Regions from separate parts of the Homo sapiens genome. Here region 1 is linked to region 2. Evidence: chromatin loops called from intact Hi-C (ENCODE). Cell type or tissue: gastrocnemius medialis. All regions are shown on one strand. Each heading gives the region's core, and the rest is flanking DNA. Links, peaks and the distances in the headings are about the cores only.

Region 1 (11,829 bases), core at 1,488-9,487, 210 kb before region 2:
TGTTTTCTTGTTCCCATGCTGCTGGGTAGCTGCTGATAAAGTGTTTTTGTTTTCTGTGAAAGGAGAGCAAGGCGATGAGCTTAAAGTGTGCTTATGTGAGCTGAGGTCAGAGAATGAATCCTTGTTCTCGTCCTCAAAGACGAGTGAAAAGGGCCAACCTTGTAAGCTCTTCTTCCTCCTGGGAATTCAAAATGCAGACAGAAGCCAGTCAGCCTCCTCAGGCCGTTCTTCCACCATTATTGTCATTAATCATGTTAGGTGACTTCCGCCAACCTCTGGAGTATTGCCTTCCAGAAGGAGCATAATTTTCCAGAATGACAGGAATAATATGTTAATCGCCTTCGGCGTGCTCATGATGATCACAATGACAGTAATATCAACTCACCTGTAGGATCATTTACAGCCACCTGTCCTTCCTGGAATAGCAGCAAGAATCAGGAGAAGGGCCCAAAATGCTTTTGAGGAGTTAAGACAGAGTAGGGGCAGCTTCCCAAACCTTAGCTTCTTTTCTTCAAAGAAAACATGATAGGTTCCATTGTGGAACTTGTCCCCCAATGTAACCTAAGTTCTAACGAGCTTGGCTGTTTTGTTTTCTATTCTGCTACAAAAAGAAATGGCAATGTAGGAGTGAGATGAATTGCTAGAAGCCAGCACACTGAAAGTAGCAAGAAGTGACTGCTAGTCACAGAGGAGAGGATTAAAAACTAAAAAATGGCCGAGCATGGTGACTTGCGCCTATAATCCCAGTACTTTAGGAGGCCAAGGCTAGAGGATCGCTTGAGCCCAGGAGTTGGAGACCAGGCCTGGCAACATAGCAAGACCCTGTCTCTACAAAAAATACAAAAATTAGCCAGGTTTTGTGGTGCTGTCCTGTAGTCCCAGCTACTCAGGAAGCTGAGATGAGAGGATTGCTTGAGCCTAGGAGTTTGAGGTTGCAGTGAGTGGTGATTGTGCCCCTGCACTCCAGCCTGGGTAACAGAGCAAGGCCCTGTCTGCAAAATATAAATAAATACATACATACAAAATAAAAACTGAAAGACGACCATTACGAACAACAACGAGTGTGAGACAGCACTCACAATGAGGAGAGGCAGATGGCCCGAGCAGTTTCACTTGTTTCTGTGTGACAAGTCAGGTCAGGAAAGCCTGTTACTGGTTATAACTCTGTGTGAGCAGGAAGTTACTGGAGGTTTAGCACATTCTATTTCGGATGACATCTCTTCAAAGGGACCACCTCTCAAAGCCCCTAGTGAGGAAAAGATCAGGCTTAATTCATTTGGAGAATTAGGTTTTGACATTCTTTTAATCATGCGCCCCAAATTCTGTAAGCATAGGGCATAGAGAGTTGAATCAGTGCCTTGAGCCAGCCACAGGGATAAGGAAGGTGTTCTTGTTAAACTGATGCTGGCAGAGGGCCACGGTCCACCCTCTCATTGACCATGGTTGCTGGACAAGATCAGTGTCTGAGCAACAAGAAATTTGACACTGCACTGGGTGCTGCCCCTCCAGGAAAAGGCACCCACCCGCAGCAAGAAGGTGCTGCCAACAGCCTCATCGTCCCTATAAACAGAAGGTTCTAATCACGATAAGTACGCTTGACCCTTGGCTTCCTTTGGTGGCTGTCTTTTCATTTAGTCTTTGTGTAGCTATTTTAAAACCAGAACCAGTTTACACTAATTTTCTGTGGGGAGAGAAGTGCTGCCCATACCTTTTGATTAGGAGGATTTAAAAACAGGTTTGTTTGTGAGGAAGCAGTTCAGATGGTGGGACATTACAGCCAAGGACAGCCTCCTGCCTGGCTAATGTGGAGGTGGCCGCCCAGCTGGTGATCTCAGAGGCTGATTAGAGCTGCTAACTCTAACCTGGGGTGCTGTCCACCGTCCTCTGAGAACACAGGCTGAGATGGGGCAGGGACATCAACCAAGTTCACAGTCTTCCCCAGATGATCACAGTGCAGGCCTCTGAGCCTAGCAGTGTACGTGTCCCTCGTTTGCCGTCGCTGCCTGAACCCAGAGCTCAGGGGCCATTTGGTAACATTGCGGCCCAAAGTGGAGGCAGCTTCTACCTGGCTATCCCAGAGAGCTGTAACCAAGGATCCAAAGTCAGTAGGACGAGTTCTGCAGCATTCACACGCCTCTGTCTGCCCGGCACAGGAGGCCTCGCCCCGGAAGCACACGTTGCCATCTCTTCAGTTTTTCCACAACCTCCCTGGAGTGGGTCGCCATAGCAATGGAAGGGCTGCTCCAGGCCTGTGGCCCAGGCCTTGCTCACAAATTTCGCAAGAACGGCGCCACCTTGGTTCCCCAGTCATCCCCCTTCTCCCCGTCCCCCTCCCTTCATAACCTTCTGATATCTTTCGCTTTAAAACCTATCTCAGGTTCTTAAGCAGATGGCTGCCAGGTGGGCCTAGGTGTGTTCACAAACTTAGTTTTGTTCGGAACCTGCAGTGCCGACAAGGAGTGAGGCTGAATGTGAGAAGCAGGTAATTGGCCCGGCTTCCTGGGAACTGGGCAGGGATGGGGCTAGCCCCACCCTAACTGACAGACAGGGCTCCCTGGAGCCAGGGTCCTACCCTCAGGGACACCATGACCAGCTGCACAGGTTGCATGCTGCACAACTCCAGTGGATTCTGTTTACGTAGTTGTTGACTGTGAAATGTGTCTCTGGAGTTCTATAATCCTGTTGCAGTCCTAAAGTGTGTACTGAAATCCAGCTGCTCAGCCATCTAGGAGGTTGAGGTCTGGCCAGGTGAACTCTGAGGAAAAATGGTGCTGAAGGGCAGTCAGGCTGAAAGGATAATGAAAGCCCAGAAACCCATGAAACTTGGGTTGGCCAGAAGGGGAGACCCTTTAGCCAGGGTCACCGAGCCTGGGAGGCGAGGGGGATCTGGGTCAGGCCCTGGGCCTCAGGTCTCCCTGGACCCGTCTATGTCTGTCTTCTCCATGGAGTGAACAGACATGGGGTGCATGGTGCACCCACAAGCACATGGAAGAGGGGAGGCCCTCACTGGGGGGCCGGAATAGGACCCCTGAGAGCCCTATGAGTACCTGCAGCTCCACTCAGTTTCTGGGCATGGCTGGGGACTGGTGGGTACAGGGAGTGACAGATGGGGGAACCCCCGCCCCAAAAGTCTGCCCTCTCCAGGAGTGGCATTCAGAATCCTCCAGTGCGGACCTTAGCCCCGTCCTCATCCAGGTGGGGTGCTGAGACCCCGAGAGAGGCATGAACTTGCCCAGGGTCACACCACAAAGTAGAGCACAGAAGGCCTTGAATTCCCTTTCTCCTGAGCCCTTAGAGCCTGGAGGGAGGCTGGGTGGGGGCAGGGTCAGCCCCTACAACCACTGAGGTCTTGTCCCCTGACTCCCACTGGGTTCTCCTCTGTGGATGGCCCCAGCATTTGCAGGAGACAGAGGTGCCAGTGTCCCCCTGGGGGTGCTGAGATGTGTGCCAGGCCGGAGTCCCTAAGCCCAGGCCGGTCCCCCACGTTCTAATGAATGTTTTTCCTGGTCCCCTCACCACCCCAGCTCACTGACTGACAGGCAGCCACTCTCCAAAGAGTCCCTGAACCATGCTCTCGAGCTCTCAGTGCCAGAGAAGGTGAATAATGCCCAGTGGGATGCTCCAGGTAAGCCAGCTGGGGGTGGTAGGGTGGGGCAGGGCGGGAAACTGTGCTGTGCTGGGTGTGCTGGAGGGGTGGGTGGTGTGGGGGACCACCACACAGAACTGCGGGAAGGAGCAGCTGGGGATCTTGCTGGTTCCACGCTCCCAGGGACCCCACCAAGCCCCTTCCTTCATGGCTGCCATCAGGGCCAGGCGTGATGGAAAGGAATGAGGGATGGGGAGATTTCTTCTTCAAGAAAGCTGGGAAGAAGAGAGGCCAGAGATAGAGAGACAGGTAGGACATCATCTGGGCCCAGGCCTTGGGAACTTGGGGCTCCAGCAAAGGGTTGCTGAGGGACAGGAGAAAGCCCAGATAAGCAATGCCTTGGGATTTTTGGCCTGGTTAACTGGGGCAAGGGGCAGGCAGACGGGTGCAGGCTAGAAAGGTTTGTTTTGGAGGCTTGAAACATTACATGTTATCTTCTTGATCTCCACCATCAAATAATTGTGCCTTAAGGAAGGCAGAGTTATTTACTCTGACTCTGAAGAGTCATCAAAATGATAATAATAATAATAATACATCTTTTGTGCACTTTTATTGGCTGCACAACAACATTGTAGCAACAACAGAAATTTAAAAACAAAAAGAAAACAATAGATACCCAGCACAGAGGGTCACTGCTGCCAGACCAGCTGCCGCTCTCCCAGGCCGAGTGTCTTGGGTGGCTTTGGCAGGGATCTGGCCTGAGCTGTGGGGGTGGGTGTTTCCTCTCATGCCCCCTGCCCTCACCTCAGAGATAAAGGAGAAGGGACTGGGCCAAGAAGAGGACCAACTGGTTTCTGAGAATGGTTTGAAAGACACCGGAGAGAGGCCAGGAACAGGGACAGCTTGGTCCCGGGAGCCTCCCACGTTCATCCTCCCAGGATTCCAAGGCATCTTGCTGACTTGCTGAGCCACCTAGGGCAGGTCCCACCAACTGGCTTAGGCTCAGACACCCCAGACTTTATAATCCCTTCTCTGGGGTGCTCAAAGAGCAGGTGTTGGCACCAGGGGCCTGGGCCACAGCAAAACCGTGGAGCTCAGCAAGTCCTGAGTATGAGTGATGGCACAGGCATTCCTGCAATTCAAGGGGCAGGAAGGGAGCCATTTGTGGGGGAGGCTCCGTGTCCCTTGGAGCCCCAGAAAAGCATCTGGCATCCCGAGGGAGAAACACATAATCCCCAGCCCTGCGGGCCTCAATGGCTTCATCTGAATGGCTGTCGTCTGGCAGCCGTGCAGCAGTAGACACGCAGCATGGGCAGGTTTTAAACAAGCAGGGTAGGGAGTCCCAGAGAGGGTCCCTTCAGACAGGGCTGGAGTAGAGGCATCTGAGCAGCCAGGGGCCAGATGAGGGACAGGGAGAAGGCCCTGAGTTTAATGGCGAGGCAGGGCCTGGGTGGGCAACTGTAAGGGAGGTGACAAGGCCATCACGATCTAGTGTATCAGGACTTTGGGAAACTGGCAGGGACGGCCAAGGTGGGCGTGCCCCAGGATCCTCCACCCTGTGCACTGGGCTGTGAAGGAGACTGAGACGGACAATCTTCTTTCCTGCCCTCAAAGAACCCCCAGTCTGAGGGCAGACAGGTCCTCTGTAAAGGGCAGGGACAGGCTGAGGAAGGAGGGCTCCCTCTGGGAGCTGTGGGGGCAAGGTGGGCCTCTTGCATTAGAAGGACCTGTGGCTGTCCTCAGAACCTCAAGCTCCCTCTAGGCCTAGAGGTCTGGACTGAGTGCTCTGCCCTTGGGAGTTCAGCTTCCAGGGCTGGTGACAAAGAGAAAGGGGAGGTTTGGGAGGGGCTAAGGAGGCACCATGGTTGTCAGCAGGCGCCCAGAGCGGAGGCCACCGAGGGACCCCAGGTGCTTCCCAGGGCAGTGCTAAGCAGGCATCATGGGCTCCCACAGACCTGGCTCGGGGGCCATGCTCTGCCCAGCACCCTGTCCTGCAGCCCTGGTGTCCTTGGGGGTGGAGGGGGAGCCTCTGCGCTACAGCGTGGGTGAGTTCCAGATTCTCATGGATGGCGTGTCCACCGCGTGCCAGGCCTGGAGCGGAGCTTGGACTCTTTCTCATTGACTCCCTAGAAGCTTGGGAGCCCTGGGCTCTAGTCTCTGTACAAGAAGGGGGATTGGGGCTGGCACAGATTGGGAGGGGTCTTGAAGCTGCCCTTTCACAAAGCATTTTTGATAAGATTGGGAAAAGCCAACTATCCCTATCAAAGACTGCTGGGGAGGAGGGATTCGTGGGATTAGGAGAGCTGAAAGTCCTCCTTCCTCACACAGTTGTGCCCTGAATAAGAAGAATCAAGCCCTGTGCTAAGGGACTTTCTTGTATTCTTTCCTTTTATCTTCATATCAGTAGCAGGGAAAACAAATCTATCACTCCTATTTGGTAGAGGAAATGGAGCTCAGAGAGGGTTAGTGATTTTCTCAGAGTCACACAGCTGGTAAGAGGTGGAACTCTTAACTGGCCACACTGCCTCTTTGGGACCTAGATAGCATCATGCAGTCTGGTCTTCCAGGTCTGGCCCCCACAAGTCTGGCCAGCCCCTGCCTCCCTTTCATCTAACTGCAGACACTGGCAGCCCCTCTGGGGAGCTCTTTGAGTCTTGTACACAGGAATCAGGGTTCACTCTGGAGCCCTCGGAGGCTCCCAGATCTCTTTGAGGTCCCAAAAAGTTTGAGGTCCTGAGCTCTGGTCCCCAGGCTGAGCTCTGAGCTCTCCAGATGGCTGTACTCCCAGGAAGCAGCTGTGCGAAGTCAGGCCACCGAGACACTGGAATCTGACCTTCACACAAAGGCAGCCTTGTACTGGGCCCTGGAGACACATTACTTTTTACTTTCTAGGCCTTTCTAGATAGAGCTTGAAGCCCAGCAGGAGAAGGGCAGCATCGAGACCACAGAGAGGGGAGGGCACCCGGGGTGAGCAGCTGCTGGGGATGAAACTGCTGGAGGTGCTGGCCAGGGCTGGCTCCCCACCCGCTTTCTCCCTAGGAAACTCCCACACCCACTAAGGAGCTTTTGCAATTGGGAAGCTAGGTGCTCAGCCCCACTTGTCTCCAGTCCAGTGAAGCCCTTTGTGGGTCAAGGGATTTGCTGGGCCTCCCTCGGTTCGTCACTCCCACCCTTCCCAAATGTTGCAAGGGGTGGTGTTTCAGGCTGGAGCTATGCGCTAGGGAGCCAGAAAGAGGCCTGATACAATGCTTGTCCTCAAGAAGCTCACAGTTTGAGGCCGGGTAGCAGGAGGAGGCCGTTGGGACAGTGGAAGGCAAGAGGACCTGCCTGTCCCCGCAGCCTCCGATGGGGGCCGGCAGGAAAGGCTTTCCAAGGGTCAGAGGAAATGAGTGCCAGTGATTCCTTCTCCATGATATGGAAACAGGTAATCCCGGCCCTGCCAGCCAAAATGAGTGGAACCTCTGGGGGTCCTCAGAGAAACATTTTCCGCAGGGGTCAAGGCACCCACCCAGCCCCTGCCTGGACAGCCTCAGACACTGCCTGGGTGTCCCCTCCTAGGACCCTGCCATGTGGGGCAGGTCTGGGGCAGGCCAGCCCAGGGCTTCTGGCTGGGATGCCCGGGTTCTTGCTCAGACCCGGCTTCTCTCCAGTGGATGGAGACCCAGCCTGAGGTCTCCTGCACATCTCCTGAGCATGCTCACCTTTACAGGGGCAGGTAAAGCCCATCTCAGGTCCCTTACCCCGGTGGTCCAGGCCTGGACAAGTGGAATCCTAGAGGCAATTTTAAAAAGCTAAAACAATGACTGTGGAGAAGCGTATAGAGAACATCTTGTCTACCCCAATTGTAATTCAGATGGGGAAACTGAGGCCCAGGGTCATTCTGCTGTGGTGGCCAGAACTCAGAGCTCTTCAGTCCCCATTGAGAAGGCCGGGAGTGGCAGCTGCAGGGGCCCTCTCCCCTCAGACACAGAGGAACTACTGAACAGCTGACAGACCCTTCTGTGCTAGGTCTTGTCCTTATCTCTCTTCATGTCCTGGGGCCAATGTGGCCTCTTCCTCTTCTGTATCCCTGAGAGTGCCTTGCATTGGGCTGGCCCTCAGCACAGGGTCCCGTGTTGGAGAGAGGGGCCCTCCTGGGGCTGGTTCCTGCCTGGCCTTTGGAGGAGGGCCTCTGGGGTCAGTGCCCTGCAGGACCGTTCTCGGAGAGAGATCTGTCCTAGGCCTGAGACCCACCTCTTCCTCAACACCAGTTATTCCTCCATCTGCACAAGAAGCTACTTTCCTGCAGCCTTTCCCACAGACCACGGAAAACAGCCCCAGCCTCCCGCTCTCTGCTCTTGTGTTGTTTTCCTTCCCGGCTAATTGAGTGACTGCCTTTGCTCTTTAGACGCCTTTATTCCAGAACCCCAGAGAACACAGCTCCCTGCCTGCCCAGTGGCCCCCAGCATAAAGGGTGGATTGATAAGATACAAGCCAGGGTCAGGCCAAGACAAGTGGCAGAGGGAGGAAGCGGCAGAGGGAGAGGGAGGCGGCAGAGAGTGCCAACCTTGCCTGGGAAAGCCTACCCCCCAGCTCTCAGCTGACTTGGCACTTGGTGGGCGGGCAGTGTGCTGGTGGTGCTGCATTGGCAGCAGGCAGCGAGCTTTCTGGGTTCTCCACTGCGCTGTAGATCTAGTCGTTGGTTGCCTTTTGGAGTCAGCTCCTGTTGGGATCTGGGTGCCTTGCTGGGCAACAGAGACCTTGATTGTGTCCTGGCCCCGTTCTTGGCTGTTACTACAGCAGTGATCTTAGTTTGGGCATGGGACAGAGCTGATGGTTGCACTGATCTTAGTTTGGGCATGGGACAGAGCTGATGGTTGTGCCCTGTTGGTGGAGCACAAAGGGGAGATGAGGACTACTTTAAGGACTGGCAGTCATCCTGATTTCCTAAGTCTCTCGATACAGATCTTTTCAGTGTGGTCTATGCATTTCTGTATGCCCTTTTTTGCTCCCCTTTTCACTTGATGTTATACTGTGAACATTTCCATATGTCATTAAATATTCTTTTTGTACTTTATTTTAATGGCTGCATGGGAATCCATGATACGGCTCTACCATAATGAACTGAATAAGAGACCAGTCCCCTGTTGGACATTCGGGTTGTTTCCAATGGCTTTGCTAATAGACACGTTGCTGTATGGATATCCATCTCCACATTCTCGCTGTACATGTCTCTGATTGCTTCCCTTGAGTAACTTCCAGAAAGTATGATTGCTAAGTGCAAGGATGTTTCTGTTTCAAGCCTTTGGATATATATTGCCAGTTGCCCCCAACAAAGCTGTACCAGTTCATGTTCTGCACTGCACTGCACCTTCCAGACAGTGGATATTGTCTGTTTGCCTGATTGTATTTTTGCTGCTTCAAGTTCTTTCCTTTTAGGAGAAACCTAGGGAGAGAGGGAGGTTAGGAGATGAGTTCAGATGGCTTCAGGAGATGTGGGTTATTGTGAGGAAAGGCAGGGAAGAAAAGAAGCTTAGAAAGAGGCTAGGAGGAGGCCGGGAGTGGTGGCTCACGCCTGTAATCCTACCACTTTGGGAGGCTGAGGTGGGCAGATCATGAGGTCAGGAGATCGAGACCAGCCTGGCCAACATAGTGATACCCCGTCTCTACTAAAATACAAAAAATTAGCTGGGCGTGGTGTCACGCACCTGTAGTCCCAGCTACTCGGGAGGCTGAGGCGGGGGAATCGCTTGAACCCAGGAGGCAGGGGTTGCAGTGAGCCGAGATAGTGCCACAGCACTCCAGCCTGGTGACAGAGCAAGACTCTGTCTCAAATAGTAATAATAATAATAATAATAGGAAAGAACATAAAAGTAAAAAGAAAAAGCCTAGCAGGGAATGGGAAGAATGGACCTTCCTGGCTCCCTGCTCAGGTGACAACCAGCATTGCTGCAATTCAGTTTCTCCCTGCCCTACTGCCGCCACCTGCTTCTGTGCACTCCACTCACTATGCTGTGACTTCCACCACCCCATTGTCTCAGCTCAGCCATCCTGATCTCTGCAAGTGGCTTCCAAACTCTGCAGGAGAGACTCTAATTTTCTGTCACCACCTACAGGGAGCACTCCCACTGAGCAGTGCTCCTGCACAGCAACTTCATGAGCCTCTGGCCAGGGCTTGCAGCTCCGGTCTCATGCATGTTGTCGGGGTCGCAGGGCCAATGTCCAAGGCTCAACAGCTGTGGGCAACCCCTTCTGACCGTTCTGCCTTGCATTTGGCGTACCTTGCCAGTAGCTAAAACCCAGGCCCAGCCCTTCTAACTCATTGTCCAGAGACTTCTTCTTCTATAGAGAGGGAGATTGGCAGAGGACACGGTGTGAGCAGAGCCCACGGGTGGGAACACATGGACATGAGAAGAAGGGGGAGGATTGCACACCCCAGGCTAGAAGATGCATCTGTCTTCCCTTCTTTCAGCTCTGAAGGGCAGGAGTGAGCTTGGCAGCTGGCACCCAAGGCTGAGGCCACTGAGCTGTGGTGGGCCCAGGTCAGAAGGACAATGAGCAGGGCAGGCCCTACCTAAGTCTCTCAGGGGTGCAAGATGGGAAAGGAGGCTGGCGTGTCCTGCTTGGGTAGATACCCGCTCTGTGAGCCTGTCTCTGTGCTTAAGCACAATGTGTCCTGTGTCCTCATTGGCCTCCCTGGGGGGCAAGGGTGAGGTGGGGGAGAGATGAAGGCCTGAGTCCTCTAGACACACAGTCACTGGGTCTCCAGCCCTCCTGGGACTAGGGTGGGGCAGAGTTCAGCTCATTCTTCCCCAAAGAAGAGGCCCCTGGCCTCTGCTGGAGGCCGGGTTGCTGCTGGTAGCCAGGACCCAGAGAGGAGGGAATCTGACTTCCAGAGCTCCAGGGTGGTGGGAGAGGCAGCCCCGACCATGACCCCATCCTCCATTAGGCTCAGGATGGGAGTCTTTAGTGAGGAGGCAACACGTGGTCCTTGAAGAGCGGTAAAGTGTGGGCATGTGATGGAGGGAAGGGCATTGCAGGCAGAGTCGCAGCACAGGCAAAGGCACAGAGACGGGGAACCAAAGGGAACTGGGAGCAGTTCAGGTTGGCTGTAAGGAAAGGTGTATGTTGAGGCTGGGAAAGGTAAGCGAGCCCCTTGGGGAGGGCCTGCCTTAGAAGCCCTGGTATAGACGTCTCCCTGTGGTCAATGAGAGCCATCGGGGGCTTTTGAGCAGGTCAGACCTGGATTTAGCAAGGTCACTCTGGGAGTCTCAGGAGTGTGGGAAAAGGCCGGTGGCTGGAGGTCATGGCTGCCCAAGGTCACCCAGCCTGAACCTGTCACAGGACTTGGCGGGAGGCATGATAGTCCTTTCCCAGAGGAGATGGGAGATGTGGTGCCGGGGTCTTCCTTGAAGTTCACCGTGAGAGGCAGCACCCCTGTGGGAACAGCAGACTTGGGTATGGAACTGTGGGGGTTTGGATGCCAGCTCTGCCACTCAACTCTTTAGTTGGGAGGTGACAGTGGTGATGGGCAAAGAATGGCATGGCGCATGGCAGGGGCTCAGTAAGCAGTAAGCAAGAGATGATCGGGGCCTCAGCGAGGGCAGGGGCAGCCTCCTTCCCACCAGAATCTCCTCTTCCAGCTGGTCTAGGGGCTCAGACAGGTCCTGCTGGCTCAGCTGAGCTTGTGCAGAGAAAGGGCTGGGTCATGCAGCTGGCCAGGAGGCCTTGTCACCCTTCCCAAGGGTGACAAGGGGTCCTCCAGAGCTAGGGCTCTTGTCCCTGTCATGAAACAGCTGGACTAATAGGAGACTGACATTGCAGACCTATGAACCTTCCTTCCCTTCCCATGCCTCATTCCCTCCTTCCAGGAAGGATATGAGATGACCTGACACAAAAGCACAGGCTCCATGGAAGAGGAAACAGGAAAAAGACAGAACCATGTAGCTGATGGGAGAGGAGAAATTAGGTGAAGAATTCTGTCCAAAATGTCCATCAAGATTTTAAACACTCTTTTCTCTTGATCCGGTAAACCTCCTTCTAATAATCTAAACCGAGAAGGAGGGCTGGAGGCTGGATACCACTTGAGCGTCCTTCAGTGGAGAGTGGCGGAGTAAATTATGAGAGGGCCCAACCGTGGAGTACAACGCAGCCACACAGCATGCACACAATGAGGCAGGCATGTTAATATCACCAACGTTAAAGATGGATGATTTGGCTAATGGCTAGGTTTGATTTGATTCATATGATTTAAAACATATATT
Region 2 (11,829 bases), core at 2,536-10,535:
AGCAATTTGCCTGAGGTGCCACCGATGAGGGGCTGAGCTGGGGTTTGAACTCAGGCCTCTGCAACTCTGGGCCTAAACTTGCCTGTCTGTGCCCACGGCCTCCTAGAACATCACAGGAGGATGGCAAGAGAGCTGGAGCTCTCACCTTCCCAGAGGGTGGGCTTTCGCCACAGCTGCCCCCTTCAGGTCCCTGTCCCAGTTTCTCAGATGTCAGTGGATCCCAGGAGAAGCTCATCTGGTCTCCCTGTGATTGCTTCACTTGCTAATTACCCAAGAAATGTATTGTTCTGTTGCGTTGGTGTGTAGGAAATGAACAGCAACAGGAAGAGGCAGCAGTCAGTCGGGTGGGATTAGAGGGTCAGTAAAGAAAGTTTTGTGTGTTCATGGGCACCTGAAAGCTAATAGCTTTCAAAGACTCAAATTTAAAATATCAAATGACTCAATGTTTCAGAATAAGAAAAATGAAGCATTGATCTTTCTTAATTCCATTGAGGTGTGGTCAAGCACATTGGTTAGGAACTTGGGGGGAGGGTCACATGTAGTAGATCACAACCCAGGCCCTACCTCCTGTGAGCTGTGGAGCTTGGACACATCATTTAACATCTCTGTGCCTCAGTTTCCCCATATGTAAGATGAGAGTAATACCCCCCTCACATAGACTTTTGAGGTTGAATTGAGATGATGCATTAAAAAAAGTTGAATGTAATGCTTAGAACATTGTAAAAACTCAATAAAAGTTGGTAGTATTGTTATAGGGGAAGACCTATTTTAAATGTCTGGATTTAAGATAAAATTTGCATCACATTGTCACATAAACATAAATGTAAAATCTAAGGAGACTTTTTCCCCCCTGACTATACAAGTAATAGATGATCACTAAACAGAAGTCAGGCAGTATAGAAAGATGTTAAGAAGAAAATGAAAATTGCCTGTTATTCTACCAACTGGAGAACCGTGGTTAGCATTTTGATGTATTTCCTTTTGCTTTTCTCCCCCTAGTTCACATAGGTATCCAAATTGAGAGCACAGTGTATCCTGGCTTGTTCACATTATAGCATGAGCATTTTCCCATGTCATTTTATACTGTGTACCCATCCTATTTGGTGGCCTAATATTCCATCAGGTGGGTGCTAGAATGTGTTTAATTATCCTCCCACTTATCGATGGCCATTGCGTAAGGTGGCTCTTAAAATGCGGATAGCTTTGAGTGTGCTGTCAACCCTGAGCACTGGGCTTTGCCAATCACTGTCAAACTGCCTCCTGCCAGAACCAAGTGCCCGAGCCCCGTGCCCACTGCTACTGCAGTCCACATGCTTGTCAGCTTTTCCATTCATTCCATGCTTTGAGTGCATGTTCTGTGCCAGGACCTTGCTAGGTGCTGAGGACACAGAGATGAATGACACAGTCATTCCATGTCCTCCAGAGCTCAGTGGAGGAGGGAGCTTGAACAGAGGCCAGAGCAAGCGTTTCCTGGCAGCCTGCTCCACACCAGCCCTCCGCCAAGCACCCGAGCAGCCTTAAGAGTGAGGCACAGTCTGCCTCCTAGTTGGGAGAAGAGATGTGTACAAGGATCTTCTCCCATGTCAGGGCCAGCTGATATGCCCCTCCCTCTTGGACGTCTGCAGCTGGATACTCCAGGCTGAATGAATTACATCATCATTAGCTGGTCTTACAGTGAGCCGTCCATCTCCCTTGCCACTTTACAGCTCCTGAAAGGCAGCTCCTGGCTGGGCATGAAGTATAGGAAAATATGTACAGTTAACCCTTGAACAACGTGGGTTTGAACTGCATGGGTCCACTTACATGTGGATTTTTTCAACTACACACAGATTGAAAATACAGTATTCACAGGATGTGAAACCCTCTTATACGGAGGGCCAGCTTTTTGTGTATACACCAAGGGATGACTATAGTTGTTTTTTACACTATGGATAGAGAAATTGGTTTAGTAGGTTGGTACTAGGTTTTTATTTTTATTTTTTTCCCATAAAATCCAATTGTCCAATTGATTAGAATTAAAAGCATCAAAGTGTAGTCCACTGTGTGAGATTAAGTATTGTTTTGTGAAACATTTGTTTCTGTTTTGTACACGTGCATACCGGTTCACGTGGAGTGGGTGATGGTTGAAGATGCATGTTTTTTTGTGAGGAAAGCCCCTGGCTAGGAAAGCCCCTGGCTGACAGGATAGCGTCTTGACTCCTCAGTGTGACGCAGGGGTGTCTGTGGCCAGCTTCTGCCTGGCTGTGCTGCCTCACCTCCCAGCCCTCCTGCCTGGAAGCCTGAGCTCTAGCTGTAGGAGCGGTTTCTCCTCAGTGCTTGGCGGGGACCTGTCCATGGTTCCACAGGGCTGTATGAACACATCGTTACCAGGGCCTGGCCATGGTTAGGATGGTCCACGTGTCTGGCCTTCCCTTCTCATCTTTTAACTCCTTGAGGTCAGGGTTGAACTTTATTCAACGCTCTGCCCAGCACTGGCCCCGTGCCTGACACAGAGTGGCAGTAACCAGGTATTGCTCGTCTGTCGTGCGCAGGTAGTTTATATAAGCCTCATTTAATCCTCACAGTAGTCCAGTAAGAGAGAGGTAATTAACTATTTTCCAGATGAGGCACAGAGCCGTTTAGAGCATAATTTGCTAAAAGCCACCCAGCTAGTAAGTGGTAGAGCTGAGATTCAGACTCAGGTTCATGTGACGCCGGAGTCCTCGCCACCCCCACTGCACATGCAGCCCAGCAAATGTTTGTTGAATGGATGTGGTGATGCTGCTTCCTTTTTGGAAGCAGAATCCCCATCTGCCCAGGATTCTAGTTTGTGGCCCTTTGTGTCAACATCTCACGTATTTACTTGTGGATTGGCAAGGCTGACTGTCCTACCTGCTGCTTGCAGTGGCCTATTTCCCAGGGCATTTTGAGTGCAGGAGTTGGTTTCAGGTTACAGACTCCCCTACTCCCATGCCCTGTGGAAAGCATGCTGTTCAGCGGACACTCGGTGTGTACCTGCAGTGCACGAGGTCAGCGCTGCTGGAACATAGTAGTCTGGCTCCGTGATGGGCCCCACGGTGCATTTGGAACAGTTGTGCTGCTGTCACTTGGGCTCCACCCCCAGGCTCTCAGGTTGCGCGTCTGCTCGTCTGCTTACCCGGTGACCTGGCAGGCCTGATACACTTCTCCCCTTTGTTCCCTCTCCAGGTGGACCAGCGGGTGTTCAGAGACCTTATGAGTGAGAAGCTGCCTCGGTTGCATGGCCACTTTGAACAGTACAAAGTCGACTACACTCTCATCACTTTCAACTGGTTTCTGGTGGTATTTGTGGATAGTGTCGTTAGTGACATCCTCTTTAAAATATGGGACTCTTTCCTTTATGAAGGACCAAAGGTGAGTTAGCTCAGCTCAGCTATTTTCAGATATACACACTTGACAACCGTCAGCAGCGTTGGTGGCGGTAGAGCGGCTGGCTCACCTGGAACTTATGAGGGTTACCATGGTGCCCAAGGGATCTCAGCACGGCCTGCACTAGATCTGGGTCCAGGGTATCAGGAAACCACAGTCATTTGTTCATGTATCAGAAACATTCAACCCACATCAAGCCCTGTGATAGGCGCTGGGAGCTATGGCTTACAGTTTGAGCCTGAGCCTCACCATCTGTCAAATGGCTGGTGGTGTTACCCCATCATATGGAGGAGGAGATGGAGGCCCAGAGATCTAATAAGCAGGGGATTAGGGGGGCTAATGAGGGGGACTAACTTGGGGGAGCCAACTTCAGAGCCTTACTGCCCATGAGCCTCCCACCCGCTCTGTTGTATGTTTTTTAAAAATCAGTTTTTGAATAAGGAATATATTTACATATTAAACCCTAATTGTATAAACAGGTGTTTGTAATGGAGTGGAGGCCCCTCCCTAGTCTTCTAGTTACTCTTCTCAATTTATTCTTTACCTTAGCCGGGCACAGTGGCATGTGCCAATTGTCTCAGCTACTTGGGAGGCTGAGGTAGGAGGATCATTTGAGCTGAGGAGTTAAAATATAGCCTGGGCAACACAGCAAGACCCAGAAAACAAACTAAATTAGAGAAAGTACAGGCCCTTAGATATGGGGAAAGCAGTTTGTTCCAAAGCTGCTTGAACTTGCAAGACTACCAGGAGTCCATTCCCTCTAACCTCTAATGTACCCCAAACACAAATTAAAAAAAAAAAAAAGAAAGGCCAGGCACAGTGGCTGACACTTGTAATCCTAGCACTTTGGGAGGCCGAGGTGGGTGGATCATGAGGTCAGGAGATGGAGACCATCGTGGCTAACATGGTGAAACCCCATCTGTACTCAAAATACACAAATAGCTGGGTGTGGTGGCGGGCGCCTGTAGTCCCAGCTACTCAGGAGGCTGAGGCAGGAGAATCACTTGAACCTGGGAGGCAGAGGTTGCAGTGAGCCAAGATTGCACTGCTGCATTCCAGCCTGGGTGGCAGAGCAAGACTGTATCTCAAAAATAAAAATAAAATTTAAAAAAAACTCCTTCGCTATCTTCAAAAGTGCACCAGTTGAGATGGAAACAGCCTCTGTAGGTGGGACTTTCTAAGAGTTTCAGAATCAGAAAACCTTGATTTTGGTTTTATTTTAAAATGATTCCTTATGTTTGTTCTTTATGCTTTATTGACTAGAAGTGTTTTCTGAGTATGAAAGGATTCCACAAAGATCTCCTATAAGGAGATTTTTGGTTTGGGCTGATGTGTTGTTGAAAACCAGCAGGGTTTATTTTCCTGTAATAAAGGAGTCTTGGCCTAGCCAGTGAAAATTGCCCCTCAGGTCAATAGTCTTTCCCCAGGGCGGGGACCGTGCAAGCCATGTCCCCCTGTCCCCAGTAGGGCCAGCACCCCCCTGGAGTCCAGCCTTGTGCCTGGACCCACAGGGTTTTTCCACTAACAGATTTCCCTGTTTATTCCACAGGTTATTTTCCGTTTTGCTCTGGCACTTTTTAAGTACAAGGAAGAGGAGATTTTGAAATTGCAAGATTCGATGTCTATATTTAAGTATCTCCGCTACTTCACTCGCACTATCCTTGATGCTAGGTGAGTCCTGGGGAGTTCTCAGATGTCAAGGAGAGCAGGAAGCCTGACCCCTGCCTCCTTGAGAGCAGCCTGTCCTTGCTGTCTTCCAACTCAGAGCCATCCCCGGTGTACAGTGTTGGAGAGGGCATTGCTTTCCAGGGAAAAGAGAGCAAGGGGTGTGAGCCCCAAGTAGCCTTACCTAGGAGGAACTGAGATGAGGATTCTGTCCTTTATCCTACAAACATAAATCCCAACAACGAACAGCAATAGTTTCATTTGTCTAGAAAGCATTTACTGAGTACCTGCTTTGTGGTAGGGTCTGTGCTGGGCACTGAGGATGACAGATGGAGAGTAAGGCCTGTCCTGGAAGACCTTGCTGGGGACACTGTTGCGCATCGTTTGATCCATGCTGTGGTAGAGGGATCCCAGGCCGGAGAAAGGCCAAATAAGCTGGGCAAGGGGCAGCAAGGAAACAGTATGGGGACAGGGGGTCCTTCAGGAGTGGTGGCGCAGAGCTGTGGGGCACGTGTGTTTGGGGAAGTGTGGAGGCAGCTCAGCCCGGCTGGTGCCAGTGTGGCTGGGCCATAGCAGAGCTGGGCTGTCAGGGTGATTGCAGACTTCTCTCAGGACTTGAGGCTTCATCCTGAGTGCTGGGAAGTCCTGCAGGGTTAGGCAAGAGACAGACAGGTCAGATTGGGGCAGGACTGGTGGCTGTTAGAGGGCTCTAGGGGGAGAGGTGGTGGCCTGGAGGTAGGTGGTCCCACAGATGGAGAAGGGGGGTAGATTGAAGAGAGGGAGGGAGGAATTTGACTTGGAGGACCCCTGAGTTTCTGGCCTGGGAGGCCAGGTGTTCGGGAACCCTCCCTGACCACACAGTCATTGCCTGTTCTGGGCCATCCTCGTCTGTATGTCCCCTGGACTGCAGCTGTTGGCTGCTCTGACCCTGAGAGCCGATTTGGACAATGGGAGCTGAGGTGCTGGCTGAGGCCATGCCAGGCTTCCTGGAGGTCGTCGCTATTTTTAGAGTCTTTTATTGGGGAGTGGGTTTGTAATAGTTTCAGGCTTACTAATAGCACCAACAACAGTGCCCTGATTTCTGCCAAATGAGGAGGGATATGGGAATCATATTTGCTGGGGAAAGTTTGATTCTGAGTCCTGCGGTGAGCCTGGAGGGTTTCTGTTCATCTCGTGTTGGGTCAGGATTGCCGAGAGTGACAGGGAGTGAGCTCGCCCATGCCAACAGCTAGGGCTGTGTTGGGAGCGCCGCTGCCCTCAGTTCTGTACTGGGTCCCAGGCGCTGCCAGGAGGAGCGGAGGTGAGTGGGCGTGGCTCTGGTGAGTGCCCGCCCTTCCCTGGCACCGCAGGCCAACCTGGCCCCTCCCACACTGCTGGGCCTTGCATGGTCCTGCAGCGCCTCCTTCTGAGTGGCTCGCGGTACGGTCTCCCCTGCAGCTTGCTTTAGAAAGCAGGGTCGCCACACCAACAGGTGCTTTAAGGAGTGCCAAGGCGGCGGCAGGCTCCCCGCTGTTATCAAGACTGCAAGGGCCCATAATCCGCCTCTGGGCTAGAGCCTCAGTGTTTTAATGAGCTCCCCAGACTAGTGGTTGCAAGGAGGCCAGTCCTGCAGCACAGCGATCGGCCTTCAGAAACACAGGGAGGGAGTTGTGTGGTCAGCTGCATTCAGGAGACGGGAGTTACACAGGATTGAACCATGTTCTGCAGCAGGACTTCTAGGAGCCTTTTAAGGCGCTGAGCATCGTCTCCCAAATTTAGCTGACCATGGGGCACCTTCTCATTTCCCAGAGGAACCTTCCAGGCCTGAGGCAGAGGTGGGGTCTGGCGTCCCGGGTGCCAGCCTGGGCCGAGGGGCCTCTGTCAGCTCCTGACTGAGGAACAAATGAAGAATTATACTTCGGGCTCGTGTTCTGCAGCACAGGAGGGTTGGGCGCCGTAGGTTTGGGGTTTGTGGGGGCTGTGAGCTGACAGCTGTTGGGGAGAAAGGACTGGTGGTGGGGACCCTGTGCCCCATTCACACGGAGCCTCCTCCCGCCTGCTGGGGCTGGCAGCCTGGTCTGCAGAGCCAGGCAGGAGGCGGAACCCGAGAAATCCACACGCGGGGACCCCTGTGCTTGGGCGTTCTCTGTTCTCTGGTGCTCCCGTGTTCCAGAACACACACTGGGGAATTCAGAATTTAAATAAAGCTGGCCTTTCTGACCTTAAGCCTCTGGACGAGAGTTAAGCATGTCCAGGTAGTAGTGGGTGTTTTGAAACATAAAAGGTTGCACCCTCGTGTGTGCCTTGTGTTAAAAGGAGCCCACGCAGCCGACGGCAGCAGGAGCAAATGGCCTGCTCTGATGGGGACAGGCAGGAAGTCCTTCGGGGCATTTCTGTTTCATCACAGCTTTTCCTGGGGCTGGTGAGTCTGTTGGGCCTTTGGTTGACAGGGAAGCGCATGAGCCCATGTTGGTGGATACAAAGCATTTGGGGCCTGGCAGAATCCAGAGAGGGGAAGAAGGTGGCCCTAGGAACTGGCCTATTTTGTGATCCCCAGAGACCAGTGTGGCTGACCCATTAGTGCTACAAATCCATAGCCAGGCCTCAGGACAGCTTTTGGTCTTGTTTTTATTAAGCCACTGACCAGTGGTTAGGAGCAAGTGGATCATAACCTTAACATTTTTATTGAAAATTGGAGCCTTGACCTGGGGATGTGAAACCCACAAGCTGCACATTTCTCTGTAGACTGCATCTGGACACTTGTCACATTGCCAACTGGGTCTGACAGTCATCGCCAGGACTGCCTGGGCCTGTGTTCATTCCCAGTCAATGAGTCCTGGGACACAGACGTCCCGGACTCGTGCCCGGTGCCAGGCCTCATGCCCGCCCAAGGATGAAGACATACCTGCCATCACCATGCAAGTGCCGGGAGCTCTTCTCAGGGCTTATGTGTGGGAACACGAGTAATCCCACACCCTAGGAGGTGGCACTACTCTTACCCCAGTGTGCAGATGAAGATCAGAGGCCAGAAAAGGGGGGTGACTTCAGTCACACAGCAAGCATGTGGCAGAGCTGGAGTCCAGGTCGTCATTCTGAGCCTGCCCCTGGCTGGGCCATTGTGCTTTGTCACCTCTCTACAGAAGGTGGGCCTCATCCCCTACATCAGGCCCCAAGCCTGGCCAGCGCTCTTCCCACCCTGCCCCAGGCCACCTGCTATGCCTGTGAGGGCTGTGTGTGAGCACTCTCTGGAGCGCCGCTGATTCTCTTGTCTCTCCCCTGCGTCCTGCCAGGAAGCTGATCAGTATCTCCTTTGGGGACCTGAACCCTTTCCCCCTACGCCAGATCCGGAACCGACGCGCCTACCACTTGGAGAAAGTCCGGCTGGAGCTGACCGAGCTGGAGGCCATCCGTGAGGACTTCCTGCGTGAGCGGGACACCAGCCCTGACAAGGGTGAGCTGGTCAGTGACGAGGAGGAGGATACCTGAGTGGGCTCGGGATGCTGCTCTTCCTTCCTTCACAACCAAAGTGTGCCCAAAGGGTGAAAGTGCACTTAAAAGCCAGAATGTAACGTGTGTGTCCTCTGGGGATCTGCTGGGCAGATGTCCCAAGCCAGGCTGCCCTTCCTCATTTCCCACTGTGCGGGGGGCAGGGGTGGGAGGTCTAATCTGTTTACAACCATTTCCGTGCCATGCTTTTGGTTACACGTATCTCAGTCACGCTTTCTGCCTGGTTGGTGGATCCTCAGGCTTACCAGTGGCTATTTGCAAGAGCCTGTTTCCAGCCTCCGTCAGCCTGTCGGTGCTCTGACCCTCTGAAACCTTGCTTTGCTGGGCATCTCCCCATATTCTCTCTCCTGTACATAGTGGGCAGTGGTGTGTGGTTTTGAATGGCAGTGCTATAAAGGATGCCAGCTGTGCTTTAGGCACCTGTAGGCCAGAGGGTTGCTGCCTCAGGCATAAGGTTGGTATGAAAAGGGGCTGCCTTAGAAAAGCAGGCACATCCCTTGTTCAGAAATGGCCACTGTAGGAAAGCCTGTGAACCTCCCACCAGTGGCTTTAAGCTGCCAGCCATGCCCCATTTCTAGAATAGCCTTTGCTCTTCCACACGCAACCCTTCCATCAGTGTCTTCCAGCCTGCATGGGGAGGGCCTGGCTGCCCAGACACCCACCCTCACTTCTCATGGCCAGCCTGTGTTTGCAGATCACTGGGCTGCTCTGTCCCCAGCTTGCCCCGTGCCAGGCATGGCTCTGTGAGATTCTGTGGAATGCCCTTCTTGACTTGTGGAAATCATTCACCAAGTACGATGGGATGGGATTCCAAGTAAACAGTGGACCGTCATATTGCAAAGCAGGCCCACGCCTGGGCTGGCCTTGGTTGAGGGGATGGAGGAATGTTTTCGGGGGTGCTTTGCAGGGCAGTGGTGCAGCCGCAGCGTGAACGCTCTTGGACAGCTGAAAACCATGGCCTCCTTGGGGATGGCCAGTGCTCCTGGTGTCTCCACCTGCCTGGGTTGTGCAGGAGGCCGGCTGCCAGTGCCTGGGGCTGGGAAACTTTTTTGCTTGGGGCAGGCTTGGGTGAGCTCTCCCAGATGTGTGCCCACCCCACCACTGCCTGGAACATCCTTGTTCTCTGCCAGGATGCAGGGGCACTGTTGCCTCTGACACAGCAGTTTCTGGGAACTCAGAGGACTGCCTTTCTGAAGGCTGGGGAGAGGCTTTGAGCAAGGAGCTTGTTTTTGCTTAATCGCTCTAGACCATCCCTGATGCGTAGATGTGAGAGGATGTTTTCTGGCACAGTGTTATGAAAATACAAGATAAATGATCTCAGTGGAATGTTTCATATTACCCGAAAAAAACTGGAAATCATCCTTTGTTGTGAACACACTGAGACTAAGAATTGAAGCAATGCAGTTTTAAGAAGTATTTTTCCTATTTTTTGCTGTCAACTTTTTGGCAATGCCACGGCAAAGTTGGTGTTTCAGCACATGCTAGAGTGAGCTCCGGCTTCGTGTCTTTAACCAACTCCACTAATGTTTCACTGGGTAGACGGAGCTGGCCTCTATATTTAGCCAGAAGCCTTTGCCTCTTTTCAGGCATCAAAAATGGGTTTTGTCATTGTCTTTGTCTTTGAGAGCAGCAGTTTGAGGTCTGACTCCTTCAGTTGTCCTGTGAGCTGGGCGTTGCAGTCTGCTCGAATCAAGTGTTGGAACCCCCCCCACCCCTCAGCCCATCGTGAAACGACAGCTGTCAGCCTGGGGGGCGGCTGCTGAGGAGGTGCAGCAGGAATGGGGCTGGGCCCTGAGGTTTTACTTTCCGAGCCAATGGCCCCTGGAACATGCCAGCACACACTGCCATGTCCTGGGGCTAAGAGCTGCCTTTAGGGACAGGCTCGTGTTGTCCAGTTTGCCCTGAGAGATGCACCTGACCAGGGGCCCGTCGTGGCTGCAACCCACGGTGGTATGTTAGTGTTTCCAGGCAGTTGTCAGCAGCTGCCGGGCAGTGTGTGTGTGCGACAGCAGGAGAGTTCCTGGAGGAAAGGGACTGGGGACACTTTCTCAGAGGTTCTCCTGCCTGGAATCAAGTGATGCGTGTCCAGAAGGCAAGAGAGGGCGGCTCCGCCTGGTTAAAGTTTGGGAACGGGACGGAGCCAACTCCTCCTTCCAGGACTGTGGGCCCCACTCTTTTGCGCTAACACTTCCCCTCCCTCGGGTCACTGAGGAAAGAGCTGCTCTGTCCCCTCCAGTGCCCTGAAGGTCCCTGGCCTCCACTGGCTGCCATGGCAGGGGGCCCTTCTGACAGGGGCTGCCCCAAGCTGCTGTTCCTCCTCTGAACCTTCACCCCAACACCCAGCCCGTGGCCCCTGCAAGGGGGACCCTGCCAGCTGGGAAACCCAAAGGCCTGTCCAAACGTGCGCACCAGGACCGAGGGGAGCTCCCTCCCAACACCTGCTAGGAATTGCCAACTTTTAAATGGATGGGGTTTTTTATGGGTTGAACCTCTGTTAATACTTTTGTACACTCTCACTACAGTTTATATTTTTATAGGCTATTTTCTCAAGGTGTTTCTAGATTCCACATATCTATTTTATATAACAAGTTATTATGTTATGTGTGTGACTCCCTTGTGTGTATCTGTGCCAGCCTCAGCCTCCGAGTTGCTTTTCCCTCTGGCCCTGACTCTCACTGACTCACCGATGTGATGTGCAGGCCCACTTCTTACCCCAGATAGCCTCGGGCGCTGCCTGTAGTCATGCTGACAGCTGTACAGTAGCCGCCAAGACTGCTGACAGCTGGAGACGGTTCTGGTTTCAACTACGGTATATTGATATCGGAAGTATTCTAGACAGATCCTCGGTTGGGTTTTCTAGCTACATGTTTGTATTGCACAGATCCCCACCTGCCATCCTATAGTGTTGTCTTCCTGTGTGTTCCGGGGCTTCTGGGCAGCTGGGCCTGCCCGGGGAAGTCCTTGCAGGTGGGAGGCCATACAGAGACCCACTGTGTGCCACTGAACGTCCCACTGCTGCTGGGCAACTGGAGGACTGCAGGGGGCGCCAGGTGACTCTCTCCTTTTATATCACAGCAGCTCCTGTGCTGACCTTCAAGTTACGTTTTGGAACTGTAATACTAAAGGAAGAAATAAACTACTAATTTGTATAATATTCTGCATTGAAATTCAGTTATAGTCACTGGTGATGGGGCTCACCCCAAGGGCTTGGAGGGTGGGGCAGGGCTTATTGGTGTTGCGGGGGGCGAGGAGGGGCTCTCCAACCTTCCAGCCTGGCGTTTCTGGGTGTCT

Evidence for each region. Hi-C counts contacts between places; a loop is a spot of excess contacts. Peaks named below come from ENCODE experiments on the same cell type or tissue, not always from the same donor. Only the 100,000 strongest peaks of a DNase experiment are listed, where the experiment ranks them.
Region 1: a loop joins it to region 2, with 3 times the contacts of the local background. A loop is called at or near these places in 7 of 110 quality-filtered maps.

The regions. Positions count from the first base shown.
Region 1 is chr15:78,199,798-78,211,626 of GRCh38, reverse strand. ACSBG1 (acyl-CoA synthetase bubblegum family member 1) reads left to right here. Exons shown (of 14, transcript NM_015162.5): 2 at 3,525-3,625. Among named protein-coding and RNA genes, the nearest start is that of ACSBG1, 29 kb to the left of the region's middle. RefSeq lists an enhancer at 3,175-3,686. In gastrocnemius medialis, for the core only: no CTCF peak of the experiment used is centred there; DNase peaks (open chromatin) are centred at 4,745, 6,406, 6,626 and 8,166; H3K27ac peaks cover 4,766 bases.
Region 2 is chr15:77,994,848-78,006,676 of GRCh38, reverse strand. It overlaps TBC1D2B (TBC1 domain family member 2B), which reads left to right. Exons shown (of 13, transcript NM_144572.2): 11 at 3,187-3,372; 12 at 4,937-5,058; 13 at 8,322-11,692. The coding sequence ends at 8,517. Among named protein-coding and RNA genes, the nearest start is that of TBC1D2B, 77 kb to the left of the region's middle. In gastrocnemius medialis, for the core only: a CTCF peak has its summit at 6,465; DNase peaks (open chromatin) are centred at 3,076 and 6,406; H3K27ac peaks cover 1,573 bases.